3 separate regions of the Homo sapiens genome follow, and all the other regions are linked to region 3. Evidence: chromatin contacts called from ENCODE Hi-C or POLR2A ChIA-PET data. All regions are on one chromosome and are shown on one strand. Each heading gives the region's core, a stretch centred on a gene start or an enhancer-like site at or near the end of the contact. The rest is flanking DNA. Distances are from core to core; before and after follow the strand shown.

What was found. Hi-C counts contacts between places; a loop is a spot of excess contacts on that map. ChIA-PET counts read pairs that join two places held with the same protein, here RNA polymerase II (POLR2A). Pooled maps may share reads with other maps.
Region 1: a pooled map shows a loop between it and region 3 (7-fold over the local background). The contact joins the promoter of FGF16 here to the promoter of MAGEE1 in region 3. A Hi-C loop is called at or near these places in 1 of 37 single-sample maps with no recorded cell type and 2 of 50 pooled maps. POLR2A ChIA-PET finds 5 or more read pairs at or near these places in 1 of 52 experiments (H1).
Region 2: a pooled map shows a loop between it and region 3 (3-fold over the local background). The contact joins the enhancer-like site here to the promoter of MAGEE1 in region 3. A Hi-C loop is called at or near these places in 4 of 50 pooled maps.

What each region holds. Positions count from the first base shown.
Region 1 is chrX:77,445,609-77,449,523 of GRCh38, forward strand. It overlaps FGF16 (fibroblast growth factor 16), which reads left to right and starts at 1,781. Exons shown (of 3, transcript NM_003868.3): 1 at 1,781-2,340. The coding sequence starts at 2,067. RefSeq lists enhancers at 679-868, 2,814-3,315.
Region 2 is chrX:78,022,032-78,025,855 of GRCh38, forward strand. All of the region lies in intron 14 of ATP7A (ATPase copper transporting alpha), which reads left to right. Among named protein-coding and RNA genes, the nearest start is that of PGAM4, 54 kb to the left of the region's middle. Within about 2 kb of position 2,485, at least 3 of the 41 ENCODE cell types and tissues checked have a DNase peak (open chromatin) inside an H3K27ac peak, as active enhancers do.
Region 3 is chrX:76,425,763-76,429,359 of GRCh38, forward strand. It overlaps MAGEE1 (MAGE family member E1), which reads left to right and starts at 1,948. Exons shown (of 1, transcript NM_020932.3): 1 at 1,948-3,597. The coding sequence starts at 2,169. RefSeq lists enhancers at 1,996-2,205, 2,676-2,805.

The sequences.
Region 1 (3,915 bases), core at 531-3,030, 1.0 Mb after region 3:
TATATATAAAGTATAATTAAACACCAATATACCCCTCACCCAGCTTAACAATTAGCGACACAAGGACAATAATCGCATCTATACCTCCACTCCTTCTGCCTTCTTACTTTGAATAATTTAATAGCAAATCCCAGACAGCGTATGATTTCATCCATAAATACTTCAATATGAATGACACTTTCTGCATTTCTGTGTCCCCTACAATTGGAAGATGACTTGCATCTATGTCCGCTGCTACTGGGAGCACCTCAGATTATTTCTGAGTGTGCCTATTATGTGCCGCATCTTGTGCTTGGCTTCAGAGGTTCTGTCTGAGCTGCAGAGGCACAACAGTACCAAGCCACAATACTCCCAAACGAGAATTGCTACGGTTCCAGGGGAGTGAGCTCAGGGTGCACGTGGGAGCCCAGGAGTAGGACCCTGAATTGCACTAAGTGAATTGAGCGGAATCGGTTTTCTCATCTCATGGTGACCCTGAGTTCAAAGTTGCCACGAGACTAGGGGTCGCCAGCAGGAGGCGCTGCAAAGAGAGGGGATGGCGCGGGGCTCCCTGTGTTCAGTTTCTCCTGAGGGAGCCTGGGAAGGCAGCCATCGCCGGCTGCGGGTGAAAACCAAGTAACAACACCCTTTCACAGGCGATCGGGACGCCGAGTGCCAGGGCCCAATAGGTGCCCCAGGATTCAGGTTCGGGGCACAGGTGCAGGGGTGCAGGGCAGGTCTGGCACCTGCTCCCCAGGACTTCTGGACGCTGCCCGTTGACCTGGCTGCCGCCGGTTCCTGTCCCAACTGCCGCTCTTCCTGATAGAATATCTCGGAGCAAGGCACTGGACAGAACGAGGAAACACCTGTTTCCAACAAGAAACGAGGTAGGGGGGAAGCCCCCACCAGGCTTCCAATGGCCTCTCATTGAGCTTGCTCTCGAGAGCCTCTTAAAAGCGCGCCCAGAAAGCCAGCGGAGATCATTTTTCAAAAAGATCGCTTTCTATTTCTTACTCCCCCTCTCCTTTTCCTAAGCCTAAGCTGTAACGTCTCTTTCTTTAAAAAAATAAAAATTCATCTTTCCTCTGAGGGGTTTCCCGCTCCTCTCAGACCCCGTAAGGCCCTCCCCTTGGAATCTGCAAGGACCACCACCCCCAACCCCAAATTTTGCAACTGCATTGGCTTCCAGGTTTTTCACTTCCTCGGTACCCCGCCAACCTATACAGGTAGGAATTAGGACTTGGGGGCCGTGGAACAAAGAAACCAGGGAGTCCCTGTCCCGGGTCAGATGCCCTTTCCGCAGCCTCCGACCAACTGGGGAACAAGAGGAGATCAGGAGCATGTGAACCCCCCAACTCCCGTCTCATGGCACTTTCCAAAGGCTAGCACAGCAGCCCGAGGACGCGTGGGAGGTGGGGACAGCCCCCGGGCAGCAGACAGACAGACCCCCACGGAACAGGCCTTGAGTGGCCGTGCGCGCCAGCGGCCTCCACGCACTGGGCTCTGTTATTTCATCAGCAGTTTCAGAAGAACCTGCCAAAAGCAGTTATGCCTCACTGCAATGTGTAGCTTTTTCCTGCCATTTTTTCATAATAAAAGAGGGAGTGAAGCTCGCTCGCTCTCTCCCTCCACCCCCCTCTCCCAAAAAGAGCCAAATGGATGCAAGAAAAAAAAAAAAAAAAGAACCCACACACCAATCTCCGAGGGGATGCCAATGAGGTGTGGCTTGTATTTAAATATCCAATATGTCAATGTAAGGGGAGTGGGTATGTATATAAAGTGCCGTTTGCATCTGATAGCTGGACGAAGCCAGCTATGAGAGGCCGGGGGAGATGGATGCGGAGGGGAAGAGGCACTTTGACTGAGAGCAAGGTCAGGAGCACGCTGCCCCGCGCTCCCCGCCACTGAGAAGTTCCTTGGACGCGAACAGACGTCGACTGCAGCTCGGCAGAGCGCGGAGCAAGCGAGCTAGCGAGGGAGCGCCGCCGAACCGCCCGCGCCCGCTGCGGGGAGAGGCAGTTCGCGCCCCGTGGCCCCGGCTCGGCCCGCGCGCGCCCAGCACAACCAGCGCCGCAATCGGCCCAGCCATGGCAGAGGTGGGGGGCGTCTTCGCCTCCTTGGACTGGGATCTACACGGCTTCTCCTCGTCTCTGGGGAACGTGCCCTTAGCTGACTCCCCAGGTTTCCTGAACGAGCGCCTGGGCCAAATCGAGGGGAAGCTGCAGCGTGGCTCACCCACAGACTTCGCCCACCTAAAGGGGATCCTGCGGCGCCGCCAGCTCTACTGCCGCACCGGCTTCCACCTGGAGATCTTCCCCAACGGCACGGTGCACGGGACCCGCCACGACCACAGCCGCTTCGGTGAGGACGCGGTCGGGGGAACGGGAGGCGGGCGGACGGCGCACTGGGGAGCCCACAGCTCCGGGCTCAGGCGTAGGGCCCGCAGACCGCCCCCGGGCTTGGTGTCGTCCGGGCCAGTCGAGGCGAGACACGACGGCGCGGTCGTGGGCCTCTCGACATCAGGGGGCCCTGCACCCTCGGACACTTTCAGGTGGGGGCGGGGGCGCCTTGCGGTGGGGCCTCTCCTTTCGCCGCTCCACAGTATCTCCCCAGGGAGCAAGGGGGTAGTTCTGGGAGCTGGACTCTAAGCCTTGAATGAAAGCAGGTGGAGCTGAGACAGGGGTGGGAGCTCTCGCCTAGGAGGCCGGGACCGTGGCTGCAGCGCGGGCCGAGCCTCGAAGGCAGCAGGGCTGTGGCAGCTGATTTCCTGGAACAGGATCCTGCATGGGCCGTGGGCATGTGAGGCGGTCGGCCGGCACACAAATCGCTTTTGGCCCGTGGGTACCAGGCAGCTGTGGCCTCCGCCTGCCTTGGGGTCGCTCTGTCCAGGGTAGGAGACAATCCAGGCAGCCTGGCACGAATTGGGAATCTAGGAAAACCTCGCGGTGTCCACCGTGTAAGGGCACAAGTCCTGGGGCAGCTTTTGCCGGAAACTACCTCTGGACTCCTTGCCTCAGTGAGGAAACCGTCCTGGGCCCACTCCCAGTCCCAGAAACAGTTGTCTCTTGGGCCCAAAGCAGGAAACGTTCAACCTCCATCCAGGATTGTCTGTTTGCCTGCCACTATACAAACTGTTCAACACAGCTGCCTGTCTCACATATAGAACTAATTACACAATTAATATAAGCCTTGATCTGAGACAAAGATCATTAGGTTTCTAAGCAAATGTGTTCGCTCCTCGGTAATTTGCCATTTTTATTTTCAATTTCCAATTCTATACTAAGACATCATGGGGGGTTCTGTGACAGCTACCTTTGCCCCTCCGCATCCTCCAATGTCCTCTGCTTCCTCCCAAGGACCCTATAATCCAAGAAAGACACCTTTTCCCCAAGCCAGTAAGATGTTCTGCCTACACTCAGACATGACACCCTTCCCTTCTTTTTCCCACCCTCCTTCTTGCCAACATCTGCCCCAAACCCCCCAAACCTCTCCATCCTCCTATTCTCCATGCCTTGCTAGAGCTGCATCTGGAGTGCACAGCAAAAAGGGGAACATAGGGGCCAGTGCGGGGTAAGGCCAAGCCTAGCAAACAACTTAGGGGCAGGGTTGGTCTTCCTTGCTGGGAACAGGCAGAAACCCTAATGAGGTCTATGGTATCTTGGAAAAATGCACTCAAACATAGCTAGAGTACAGTAGGTTGGGAGGGGTAATGGAGGGGTGCAGGTGTCTGTATAAACTTGCAGCAGGTCCTCAAAAGGGTGATAAGGTGGAGTGGGAGGAGAGGGAGTGTTAACTTGGCTCCTTTCCCTTTCATTGCTTGTGATTTTGCAGTCCCCTTTTGTTCCTCTTCTTAAGGAATAGGACTCCCACACTGGCCTCAGAGGCTTCCTGAAATGGCATAAAGATACCAGAGTAACTCATTGCCGATATGTAACC
Region 2 (3,824 bases), core at 1,235-3,734, 1.6 Mb after region 3:
GGTTCAGTCGGTGAGGTGGAGAGCCTGTTAACAGGACTCAATCTCATTTTGTTGAGTTGTTTTTCCTTTTTCCTTTTTGGCCAATAAATTCCTTTCCCCTCGCCCTTCAAAGTGTCTGCAGACCTAATCTTTTCCTGGTCGTGTGACAAGAATCTGTTCTTTTTCTATAACAACATGTATACATATGTGAAGTTTATGGAAGCATAAGCCTAGAAATCTATGAAAGCCCCTTCCAGCTGTGTTTCTATATAGATCTATAATTCTTGGATGAATATTTAAGTATTTGAGAACTTAACCTAACACTGTAAAACTGTTACTGATAAGAGCTGCAGTGAGCCATGATGGCACTAATGTACTCCAGCCTGGGCAACAGAGCGAGACTCCTACTCAAAGTAAATAAAGTCTTACTTTGTTGTATTTATTTATTTTATTTTTTATTCAGGAGGTACATGTGCATGTTTGTTTGTTTGTTTGTTTATTTATTTATTTATTTATTTATTTATTGCGACAGAGTCTTGCTCTGTTGCCCAGGCTGGAGTGCAGTGGCACGATCTCGGCTCACTGCAACTTCCACCTCCCAGGTTCAAGTGATTCTCATGCCTCAGCCTCCTGAGTAGCGGGGATTACAGGCTTATGTCACCATGCCCGGCTAATTTTTGTATTTTTAGTAGAGATGGGGTTTCGCCATGTTGGTCAGGCTGGTCTCAAATTCCTGACCTCAGGTGATCCACCTGCCTCGGCCTCCCAAAGTGCTGGGATAACAGGCATGAGCCACTGTGCCCGGCCCGTGGATATATTGTTTATTACATGGGTATATTGGGTGATGCTGGGGTTTAGGCTTATAGTGACCCCATCTCCCAAACAGTGAACATAGTACTCAATAAGTAGTTTTTCATCCCTTGCCCCCCTCCCTTCTTCTCACCTTTTGGAGGCCCCACTGCTCATTGATTTCATCTTTATGTCCATGTGTAGCCATTGTTTAGCTCCTGCTTATAAGTGAGAACATGTAGTATTTGATTTTCTGTCCCTACGTTAACTCACTTAGGATAATGGCCTCCAGCTTCACCTATGCTACTCAAAGGACATGATTTCTTTTTTTATGGCTGCATAGTATTCCATGGTGTATATGTACTACATTTCCTTTATCCAGTCCACCATTGATGGGCACCTGGGTGACTCCATGTCTTTGCTATTGTGAAGAGTGCTGTGATAAACACACACATGCAGTTGTCTTTTGATAAAACAATTTAAAATAAATATAAGAAAATCCTTTGGGTAGATATCCAGTAGTGGGATTGCTGGGTTAAATGGTAGTTATATTTTAAGTTCTTGGAGAAATCTCCAGACTGTTTTCCGTAGAGGTTGAACTGATTTACATTCCCACCAACAGTATATAAGTGTTCCCTTTTCTCTGCATCGTTGCCAACATCTGTTATTTTTTGATTTTTTTAATTATAGCCATTCTGACTGGTGTGAAGGGGTATTTCATTGTGGTTTTAAGTTGCATTTCCCTGATGATTAGTGATGTTGAGTATTTTTTCATGTGTTTTTTTTTATCACTTGTATGTCTTCTTTTGAGAGGTGTCTATTTATGCCCTTTGCCCACTTTTAAATAGGGTTGTTTTATCCTTGTTGATTTAAGTTTCATATAGAGTCTAGATATTAGTCCTTTGTTGGATGCATACTTTGCAAATATTTTCTCCCATTCTGTAGGTTCTGTGTTTATTCTGTTGATTGTTTCTTTTGTTGTGCAGAAGCTCTTTCGTTTAATTAAATCTCCTTTATTAATTTTTGGTTTTGTTGCAATTGTTTTTGAGGTCTTAGTCATAAATTCTTTCCCTAGGATAATGTCTAGAAGAGTTTTTCCCAGGTTTTCTTGGGGTTTTTATAGTTTGAGGTTTTACATCTAAGTCTTCAATCTATCCTGAGTTAATTTTTTTATATGGTGAGAGATATGAGTCCAGTTTCATTCTTCTGCATATGGCTAGCTAGTTTTCCCAGCACCATATATTGAATAGGGTGTCCTTTCCCCATTGTTTGTTTTTGTCAACTTTGTTGAAGACCAGTTGGTTGTAGGTGTGGGCTTTATTTCTGGGTTCTCTATTTTGTTCAGTTGATCTACGTGTCTATTTTTGTATCAATACCACGCTGTTTTGATTACTATAGTCTTTTAGTATAATTTGAAGTCGGGTAATGTGATGCCTCTAGTTTTATTCTTTTTGCTTAGGATTGCTTCGGCTATTTAGGTTCTTTTTCCATATGAAATTTAGGATTGCTTTTTAAATTCTGTGACAGAGAACATTAGTAGTTTTATAGGAATTGTGTTGAATCTATAGATTGCTTTGGACAGTATGGTAGATAGGATTAGGGTTAGACATGGAGAGAAGATCATCTCCTGCCACACCCTTCCCCCACACCTACAGTGCTGCGGATGCAGCAGTGCTATTTCCCACCAGGGGCCAGCTAGCGCACACTTGGACAAAGCATATTTCATGCTTTTCATGGTGGCTCCACCCCTACTGCAAGTGAGTCACGTGCCGCTTGGGTTTTTTCCAAGGGCGAGGCTCAACTCCCTCTCCCGACAGAGTGGCACTGTCCCAGCAAGGAGGGACAGACAAATCACTGAGTTGCCTGCTTTGGTCTGGGGGAAAAGACTAACCCAAACCCATTTTAGTGGTAGCTATCAGAGGGGCATACTCATGGGAACCAAAGGACAAAGTCCTTATGAAATGAAGGTCAGGAGCCCTATAACAAGGGCACAAAAGAGAAGCTGATCATGTTCTTGCTGGCACAGGATCAGGAGTGCGAGTGCACCCTAATATAATCTCTTCCCACCACCCCTGCATCAGGGCAGGTGCTTCTACCTGGCACCAACCTACCTGCTGTCTCTTACTCTTGAGTGCCATCTACTGGTGTGTATCCTGAACTGCATCATAAAATTTAAAATCTGCTAACAGAAGGGCTTAGTTCTAGCCCTTAAGATAAGTCCACAGGGACCTCTGCACCCTAAACCCTATAGGAGATTGTTAGCTCTAATGGCTAATACCTCACTACAAAAAGCAGCATCTGAGAAAGCTATGGCATAGAAGCTATCCACAACCAAGTAATCTGTACAGCACCTTGGACCCCTGAAAGCACCAAAAACAAAGCTAAATGATCACACACAACATGCACCACAGTAAAGCACCCAAGGGAAAAAAAAGAAGGAAAGAAAACGTCCCTTGGAAATGATAGCAAATTCAAAAACAGGAAGCAAAAGTTCCCTTGGATGGGAAAGAATCAGTGCAAGAACTCTAGCAGTACAAAAAGTGTTTTCACACCGCCAAACGATTGTAATAGCTCTCTAGCAACGGATCCTAAGCAGACAGATAAGTAATTTAAAATATGGATTGCAAGGAAACCTCAATGAGATCCAAATGAAAGTTGGAATCCAATGTAAAGAAACCAGAAAAACGATTCAGGATATGCAAGACGAGGTAGCCATATTAAGAAAAAAAACAAATGGAACTGCTGGAACTGAAAAATTCAGTAAAGAAATTTCAAATCCAGAGAACTCCTGCAAGACACTATACAAGATGACCATCCTCAGGGCACACAGGCATTAGAATATCCAAAGTCAATGCAAAAGAAAAATATCTTAAAGGCAGCTACAGAAAAGGGCCAAATTACCTACAGAGCAAAACCCATCAGGCTAACAGCAGACTTCTCAGTGGAAATGTTACAAGCTGGAAGTGATTGAGAGCCTATTTTTAGTTTCCCTAAAGAAAAAAAAAACTGGCAACCAGGAATTTCATATCCTGCCAAATTAAGCTTCATACATGAAG
Region 3 (3,597 bases), core at 698-3,197:
TTTATAGGTTTGAACAACTTCAGGGTCTTTAAAAATCACTGTACCCTAGGTTAGGAATATCTGTTGCTAAAGCTTAGAAATATCTTAGGTTTTTTTGTGCCTCCCATTCTGAATAGGCCCCAGGCATAAAAACTGCATTGGACTTCACAGAACCGAAACTGGTTATTCATATAAGGGATTGCTTCTCCAATTGGAGACAGAGATGGTGACACATTGTGACTGTAGCCAGTTATTTTCCCTTTCCTAAAGACGTATTAAAAAAAAGTATTGGAACCAACCCAAATGCCCATCAATGACAGACTGGATAAAGAAAACATGGCACATATACACCATGGAATACTATGCAATAAAAAAGGATGAGTTCATGTCCTTTGCAGGGGCATGGATGAAGCTGGAAACCATCATTCTCAGAAAATTAACACAAGAACAGGAAACCAAACACCACACGTTCTCACTCATAAGTGGGAATTGAACAATTACAACACATGGACACAGGGAGGGGAACATCACACACCAGGGCCTGTCAAGAGGTGGGGAGATAGGGGAGGGATAGCATTAGGAGAAATACCTAATGTAGATGATGGGTTGATGGGTGCAGCAAACCACCATGGCACGTGTATACCTAGGTAACAAATCTGCACATTCTGCACATGTACCCCAAAACTTAAAGTATAAAAAAAAAGAAAAAAAGACAAAAGTATACTCCCAGATTTTTGAGAAGATATAAAGAAAGACAACATATAATAAATGTTTGCAGCAAGATATAAACATATCAATAAAGGGTCAATAGTGGTAAGCTGAATTGTAGTGGTTGTGTGAGTGTCAGAAAGTTAGTGTTTTCCCTCTATCTCTCTTCCTCTCTCTCTCTCCCCTACTTCTAAAAACAGCCTGCCCGTCCTCTTCAGTGTTTTCTTTCTTACTCACTGCTGCCGTGCTACTCTCAGTTGGAATGATTTTCTCATCCTTGTCCTTTTGGTAAATATCTACCCACTCATCTTTTTAAACATCTCCTCTTTTATGAAGCCTTTTCTGCATCTACAGGTAGAACTGACCCTGCCATCCCCTGCATTCTTTACAAACTTCTAGAAAATTTAGCTTTACTTTTTCTCTGACTCCCATTTTTACATCGGGTGCTCCTTGATGACAAAGAGATTAACTGTAACTTCGGGATAGATGACCAGTGTTTGTTGAGTGAATGAATAAAGGGATCAGGGTTGGATCTGCTCAAAAGTGCTAGAGTAATAGAGCAAAACAGAGCAGGTAACACATCCCTTAACACTCGGTATCTCAACTGACTTTCACAAAAGCTCTATTAAATGAGCAGGTGATTGTGGAGTGAAAGAATTAAACAAATTTTCAAGAGTTTTAGTGGCTTTCCCACTAAAGCCTGGGTGACTGGGAAAGTTTGGGCTGGGAATGTTGGGCTTTTCAAGCGTGTTCGAAGCTCCCTAATTGGTACTAAATTTCAGGCATTCAGACCCTCTAGGAAAGAGTTCTTTCTAGCTCACAACATTAGGGGAGGAGTTAGACACATAAATGGAGAAAGTGATAGAAGAGACATGGTCAGGGATGGGGGTTCTACCCTTCCAGAGACAATGCACATTTTCTTTGAAACAGCTTCGGGAAAACTGCAAATCTCAATGATATTTACCAATTTTGAGAATCTATTAAGTGCCTGGCACTCTGTGTAGAAGCCCTCCAATCGTACCCTAAATCTGAGAAGTATTTATTATTATTTCCATTTTTACTCCCTAATGCATCTACTCTAAGCTCCTTGCTTCACCCTACCAAAGTTTCCCTTCTGCTAGTGCTCTCCTTTGGTGCAGAACCACCGCATCCACTTTCTCAGGCCCAGGGGAGGGGCGGGGCGGGGCGATTTCGCCTTGCCGCAGAGCCAGTCTGCGCCTGCGCGGACTGCGGCAGAGGGCGGGGTGTGAGAAGCAGAGTACAGTGAGACTAGCATTCACTGCTGGCCAGTGCCTGCCTTTTTCACCACCTCTAATTTCAGCTTCAGCAGTTGCTTGGAACTTTGGTTCTGGCAGCAGCAGCAACATCATTACCGCTAGCGGCAGTTTTGTGCCGAGGCACCTACACACCTCCCGTCCTCTCTGCCAGATCGCGGGCCTGTCGGTGTCTGCTCCTACACGCCAACGCCGGTGGGCAGGACCATGTCTCTGGTAAGCCAGAATTCGCGCCGCCGCCGCCGCCGCGTTGCAAAGGCTACTGCGCACAACAGCAGCTGGGGCGAAATGCAGGCCCCTAATGCCCCCGGTCTCCCCGCTGATGTGCCAGGCTCAGACGTCCCCCAGGGTCCCAGCGATTCCCAGATCCTCCAGGGCCTCTGCGCCTCTGAGGGCCCAAGCACCTCCGTTCTGCCCACCTCCGCTGAGGGCCCAAGCACCTTTGTGCCGCCCACCATCTCTGAGGCCTCAAGCGCCTCCGGGCAGCCCACCATCTCTGAGGGACCTGGCACCTCCGTGCTGCCCACCCCCAGTGAGGGCCTAAGCACCTCCGGGCCTCCCACCATCTCTAAGGGGCTGTGCACCTCTGTGACGCTTGCCGCCTCTGAGGGCCGGAACACCTCCAGGCCGCCCACTTCCTCTGAGGAACCTAGCACCTCCGTGCCGCCCACCGCCTCTGAGGTACCGAGCACCTCCCTGCCGCCCACCCCTGGTGAGGGAACGAGCACCTCCGTGCCGCCCACAGCCTATGAGGGACCAAGCACCTCCGTGGTGCCCACCCCTGATGAGGGACCAAGCACCTCCGTGCTGCCTACACCTGGTGAGGGACCAGGCACCTCCGTGCCGCTCGCCGCCACTGAGGGCCTGAGCACCTCCGTGCAGGCCACTCCTGATGAGGGACCGAGCACCTCCGTGCCGCCCACCGCCACTGAGGGCCTAAGCACCCCCGTGCCACCCACCCGTGATGAGGGACCGAGCACCTCCGTGCCGGCCACTCCTGGTGAGGGACCGAGCACCTCCGTGCTGCCCGCCGCCTCTGACGGACAAAGCATCTCCTTGGTGCCCACCCGCGGTAAGGGATCAAGCACCTCCGTGCCCCCCACCGCCACCGAGGGCCTGAGCACCTCCGTGCAGCCCACTGCTGGTGAGGGATCGAGCACCTCCGTGCCGCCCACCCCTGGTGGGGGACTGAGCACCTCCGTGCCGCCCACCGCCACTGAGGAGTTGAGCACCTCCGTGCCGCCCACTCCCGGTGAGGGACCAAGCACTTCCGTACTGCCAATCCCCGGTGAGGGACTGAGCACCTCTGTGCCGCCCACCGCCTCTGATGGATCGGACACCTCCGTGCCGCCCACTCCTGGTGAGGGCGCAAGCACCTTAGTGCAGCCCACCGCCCCTGACGGACCGGGAAGCTCCGTGCTGCCTAACCCTGGTGAGGGCCCGAGCACATTGTTTAGCTCTAGTGCTTCTGTGGACCGGAACCCCTCCAAGTGTTCCCTTGTTTTGCCAAGCCCTAGGGTAACCAAGGCCTCCGTGGACTCAGATTCTGAGGGTCCTAAGGGTGCAGAAGGCCCTATAGAATTCGAGGTCCTGAGAGACTGTGAGAGCCCCAACTCCATTAGTATTATGGGCCTCA